2 separate regions of the Homo sapiens genome follow, and region 2 is linked to region 1. Evidence: chromatin loops called from intact Hi-C (ENCODE). Cell type or tissue: B cell. All regions are shown on one strand. Each heading gives the region's core, and the rest is flanking DNA. Links, peaks and the distances in the headings are about the cores only.

Region 1 (2,907 bases), core at 309-2,808:
TCTGAAGCATTTAGTGTGGATTATGTGATTTGTGTTGGAGGCTTCTGTGTCTCCGTGGGTCGTGGGGCAAAGGTGACAGTGGGGCTCTTGGGCCTGGCCACCTTTCTGTCTCAGACACCTGGGCATTCTCTGTACAGAGAAGAAAATACGCGTCTAGATTTTAAAGTGTTTTTACAAGGAGGCTTTGGCTTGAGCCTGAGAAATGGGGTTAGCCTAGAATCAAGGATTTTTAAAATAGCATTTATTGGTGATATCGTGGGAATATAGAAAAGATAAAATTTAAATCAGCTGTATCTTCTTACCCAAAGAGAATTATTGTTACATATTCATAGATTTCCTTTCAGTCTTTTTTTTTTTTTTTTTTTTTTTTTTTTTGAGACGGAGTCTCGCTCTGTCACCAGGCTGGAGTGCAGTGGTGTGATCTCGGCTCACTGCAACCTCCGACTCTCTGGTTCAAGTGATTCTCCTGCCTCAGCCTCCCAAGTAGTTTTTTTTTTTTTTAAGACAGTTTTGCTTGCCTAGGCTATAGTGCAGTGATGTGATAGTAGCTTACTGCAGTCTGAACTCCTGGGCTCAAGCAGTCTTCTCACCTCAGCCTCCCAAGTAGCTGGGACTATAGGCAAGTGCCATCACACCCAGCCTTTCAGTATTTTTTTTTTTTTTTTTAATAGTGACAGGATCTCACTGTGTTGCCCAAGCTGGTCTTGACTCTTGGATTCAAGTGATCTTTCTGCCTCGGCCTCCCAAAGTGCTGGGATTACAGGTGTGAGCCATGGTACCCAGCCCCAAGTCTTTTTTTAATGCGTAGAAACATTTTAATAAAATTAGCACATTTATACATTTGTACATCCTGGTTTTTTCAAGCAGTTTTGTTTCATGGGTGTTTTCCATACCATTAACTCTTTTCAAATGTTAATTTTTAAGTGACCGATATCCATCATGTTAAGGTATCATAGCTTACTTGGGTTGTCTCTAATGTTTTCCTATTAGAAGTAAGTGTAGCGACCTGCTACCTTTATGTCTGACCCTGTCAATCCCAGCCAGCATGACCACACCTATGTCCAGCTGTGAAGTCTCCATCTGACTGTCCCCTTCTGTCTTCCAGATTGTTTGCTACATGAGGAGAACTTCTCGGTGAGGTGCCCTAAGCACAAGGTGAGTCAGAGGCCCCAAGAGCTACCAGCAGGGATGGGATCGAGGGTGGCTCCTCCTGAAAGACCTGAAGACCAGGTGTTGGTGGGCCTCACCCACACCTGTCCCCACCTGTGCCTCCGGCTGTTAGTCCCCTCCTGGCCCTGGGAGGGTGGAGGGGCATGATGCTGAAGGGAGACCCGTGGCATGGGGGCCAGCACTCGGAGTATTATGAGGATCCCAGGAGAAATGTGTTTTGGGAGAGGGGGTGTTTGTCTGTTCATTAAGAGAGGTGAGAATATCTAACTCGATCAAGCCACTGATTTCCACTTGAGGTGAATAGAACCCCAATTCACAGGTTGGCGTTTGGTAAGTCTGGTTCTAGGCCTTGAGGCCTGTGCAAAGGCATCTTCCCAGACTAGAAGTCGAGCTGACCACAAGGCTCTGGGGAAGCTCAGTCTCTTCCAGGTTGTGCTTCTGCAGAAGCAGCCTGATGCACAGTGGATGGGCTGTCTCGGGCTCCACTTCCCAGTTTATTTAGGAGGTGGTCTCGTGGTCGCTTCCTTTAGGAAAGGGTGGGAGGTAAGGGGTGAATGGTCTGTTTGTGGATACCACATATGTGTGTGGGGAGGGTGTATATGGAGAAGGAGCCCCAAGAAAGGATCAGAACGGAGACCACTGCCACCTGATGTTTCCTGCAGGGGCTGCACTGTGTCTCTGGCTGAGGTCACACTGACACCTGGTGGTCACTGGTCACTCGCAGTCTTAAATCTAGTAGGGCCGAAAGTACTAGAAGGAGGTTGTCCAGAGAGGTCTGCCCTCAAAATGCTCCTGAAAGATGCTTGCTTATGCTTTTCTTTAAAAATTATTTCTGGGGAAGGGCGGGGAGTGGTCACAGGATCTTATATTCTCTTTATTTTTACTTAATTTGCATGTTATTTTTAGAACTCCCCTTTTTAAGGGTCACATTTTGCCTCAGAAAACCCTGTCTGAATGTCTCCTGTTTGTCGGTCAGGACTGACTCTGCCTTTTCTTTCCTTTTCCATGTGCCACTCCTGTCCTCCCTTTGCCCTCCCTGATTTCTGCACTGTCCTCTCCCACCTGTCTGTCTCCTCTTGGTTTTGCCCGTGTCAGCCTCCCCTTCCGTGCCCTCTCCCCCCCTTGCAGAACAAGACCGCGAAAGGCAGCCTCAGCACAGAGCAGTCGGAGCGGGGGTGAGGGGGGCAGTGTGCTCGTGGGAATGGAAAGGACAGCAAGCACAGGTGAGTCGGGGCCACCGGGCTCCCTGCATCCTGCCCGGCTCCCAGCAGGCGTCGTTGCCTCTGCCCTCCTGCTCGCTCTATGCTCTGCCACCAGCATTTCATCCTGTGGATGACAACGCCAGGTGGATGCAGTGTTCTTCCATTGGTTACTTAGCTCCCCAGATTATCTGTGGAAAGGAGTGGGGGCTTCTAAACTGTCCACTGCCAATGGGGTGCAGGGTGACTGTTCCTGAAGGCAGCCCTTCAGGGCACAGCTGGCCAGGGGTGGCCTTGTGAGTGGACACAACAGGCTTTTAGGTCTCTTTCTTGGGCAGGGCATCTCTTGCCAGTAGCCCCTGCTCTTTCCCCCGTCTCAGAAAGGGTTCCAGTCAAAGGTCTCTTCTTTTTAATTTACTACATTTCTGTAAAGCTTATGGTGTGTTTTCCTTTGAAAACAACAGAACTCTTGGGTTTTGTTATTAGAAATCTTTTTTTTCCAGTATTATGAAGGATTCCTTTTTGCAGAAGTACAAAG
Region 2 (2,907 bases), core at 248-2,747, 300 kb before region 1:
TTTCCATGCCATTGTCAAACACAAGCTTGATTCTGTGTGTGAGATGGCTGTGTTTTAACAATGTGTGATTCTTGTAGATTTGTTCACGAAGTTGTTTGAGATCTGGCTGTAAGACACAGGCAATTGTTACCCATTCATAAGGTCACTTTTTCTTTTTTTTTTTGAGACAGAGTCTCACTCTATTGGAGTGACTGGTGCGATCTCGGCTCACTGCAACCTCCACTTCCTGGGTTCAAGTGATTCTCCTGCGTCAGCCTCCAGAGTAGCTGGGATTACAGTTGTGCACCACCACACCTGGCTAATTTTTGTATTATTAGTAGAGATGGGGTTTCACCGTGTTGGTCATACTGGTCTCGAACTCCTGACCTCAGGTGATCCACCTGCCTCGGCCTCCCACAGTGCTGGAATTACAGATGTGAACCACCACGCCCAGCCCCAGTCACCTTTTAAATTTACTGAATAGACTGATTCATCCTTCTAAGAGAAGGGATAGCCAGGTGCAGTGGCTCACACCTGTAATCCCAGCACTTTGGGAGTCTGAAGTGGGTGGATCTCTTGAGCCCAGGAGTTTGAGACCAGCCTGGGCAACATGGTGAAATCCTGTCTCTACAAAAAATTAGCTGGACGTGGCTGGGCGCGGTGGCTCACGCCTGTAATCCCAGCACTTTGGGAGGCTGAGGAGGGCAGATCACGAGGTTAGGAGATCAAGACCATCCTGGCTAACACGGTGAAACCCCATCTCCACTAAAAAAAAAAAAAATACAAAAAATTAGCTGGGCATGGTGGCAGGCACCTGTAGTCCCAGCTACTCGGGAGGCTGAGGCAGGAGAATGGCGTGAACCCAGGAGGCAGAGCTTGCAGTGAGCCGAGATATAGCCACTGCACTCCAGCCTGGGTGATAGAGCAAGACTCCGGCTCAAAAAAAAAAAAAAAATTAGCTGGACGTGGTGGTGCATGCCTGTAGTCCCAGCTTCTCGGGAGGCTGAGGCAGGAGGATTCACACCCAGGAGGCGGAGGTTGCAGTGAGCTGAGATCGTGTCACTACACTCCAGTCTGGGTGACAGCACGCAACTCTGTCTCAAAAATAAATAAATAAATAAATAAATAAATAAATAAATAAATAATAAATAAATAAATAAAAATGGTAACCCTAGTTTGCATAATGGTTTTGAGCTATGAACCTAGACTTAAAGGGAATACATTGAATAAATCGAATGACCATGGAGAATTAGATGAGACCTGTTGTAACCAAGTGACTTGTTTTCTTATTTTGTGTATTTGGGTCTCAACTTCCCCAAAGAAATTTATCCAGGTGTGGCATGTAGTATTAGCAATAGCACAGACATTTCCTTATCCAACCAATAAATAATATAGAGCAAATTCATCATCTAGTATCCCACAACTGGGATGCATTAAAGCCGAGTGAACAACAGTTCTATTAGGGATGTTGCCAAAGTTACCCACTAGGTGGCCTAAAGGATCTCTTAGGTCAGGTTCTGTCAAGTTACCAGCAGAAGCTACTGATTGGGAAGTTTCAGTTGCATCATTATCCTGCCAAGTGGAAAAAATTGGCATAAGCAGGGAAGAATTAAGAGGGACAAGAGGCTCATGATGGGGACTCTTGTTCTGTTGTCTTGGGAAAAGCCACCCACAGCATGAAGCCATCAACTGCTTGTCCTGGTTTACAGTTAGACTGTCTCTGCTCATGGCATGAGGCAGTCCAGTGAACTTTCTATATGGTCCATAGATCACACACAAGACTCATCCCTTAAAATTCATTTAGTTTCAGCTTATAGTGCCTTAGGAACAGAGCAATTCCCATTCTTAGTATTCTATGGAAGAAAGTTGGATTGGAGGAACCAAAAATAATTTAGGGTCAGGTGGGTACGGTGGCTCACGCCTGTAATCCCAGCATCCCGTGCACGCCTCAACCAGGGTAAAAATCTTTATGCTGTATGCAGGCAGATGTGCACAGAAATAGAACTAAAAATGGTCTATAACTGATTCCCTTGAGCTCGCAAGTCCCCACTCTTGCTCACGGCAAAAGAGAGAAAGGAAATAACACCAGGAACATGCTCATCAGAGCTAACTCAGCCTCTTCAGTCTTCCAAAACTCCCTTCCTCATTAACGCGTCAAGATTAAAGTTCAAGTTCAGGTTCAAGTTCCGATCAAGTGTCTCTCCCTGCTCCTTTCTGAGATGCTGCTAGGGTGCGGGGTAACTAGGGCACCCTCCTGGCTCCTGCCTCTCAGCCATGGCCAGGGCGGTTCCTGGACCTTCCGTCCTGGTGTCCACGAGGCGATACCATCATGCATTATTCTCAACCTCCAGCCCAGGGCTCCCAGCCTGGCCTCTGTACCCCAATCTCAGTCTTTTGATTCATCAGGGCCTGGGCTGCTTTTCCCACTCCACACTAGAGAGTGTAGGCTGGGTGTAGCCTCACACTAGATCTGTGAGGCTGCCTTCCAGGCCACTGTCCTAGACCCTTTCCTGGCCATTTCCAAAGCATGCCTGAGCAGCCCCTGTCGTTCTGCTGCCATGCTCACCGCAGGCCTTGCTACCACTGTGTTAACCCCGAGGAGGGAATCAGGACGCTGACATCTGATCTCCTGTGTCTTCCTACTGATGGGAACTTCCCTAAGTCACACCTTCAGACCCTGTGCACTGCTTATAATCCAAGTCCAGGATTCTGTTATTTACGTCTTAAAGCAGAGCCTTTGGAATTTAGAAAATCTCTTTTTTCTCTGAAAGCTCAGTTTCAAGACTACCGAATCACATGCACTTGGAGTCAGTCTTAATACTTAAAAGTGAAAGCGTCTTTCTTTCTCATCACCTACCTACTATGAAAATCATAATTATCCTTGAGGCCAACAGAAGCTTCTGACTGAATAAGAGAAGGAAAAAATAT

Evidence for each region. A loop is a pair of places that touch in the nucleus more often than their neighbours do. Peaks named below come from ENCODE experiments on the same cell type or tissue, not always from the same donor. Only the 100,000 strongest peaks of a DNase experiment are listed, where the experiment ranks them.
Region 2: a loop joins it to region 1, with 32 times the contacts of the local background. A loop is called at or near these places in 10 of 110 quality-filtered maps.

What each region holds. Positions count from the first base shown.
Region 1 is chr22:42,168,095-42,171,001 of GRCh38, reverse strand. TCF20 (transcription factor 20) reads left to right here. Exons shown (of 6, transcript NM_001378418.1): 4 at 1,106-1,155; 5 at 2,266-2,393. The coding sequence ends at 2,349. Among named protein-coding and RNA genes, the nearest start is that of CYP2D6, 39 kb to the right of the region's middle. In B cell, for the core only: CTCF peaks have their summits at 1,661 and 1,861 (motif pointing left); a DNase peak (open chromatin) is centred at 1,851.
Region 2 is chr22:42,472,270-42,475,176 of GRCh38, reverse strand. No RefSeq gene overlaps it. Among named protein-coding and RNA genes, the nearest start is that of NFAM1, 41 kb to the right of the region's middle. In B cell, for the core only: CTCF peaks have their summits at 1,250 and 1,449; a DNase peak (open chromatin) is centred at 1,466.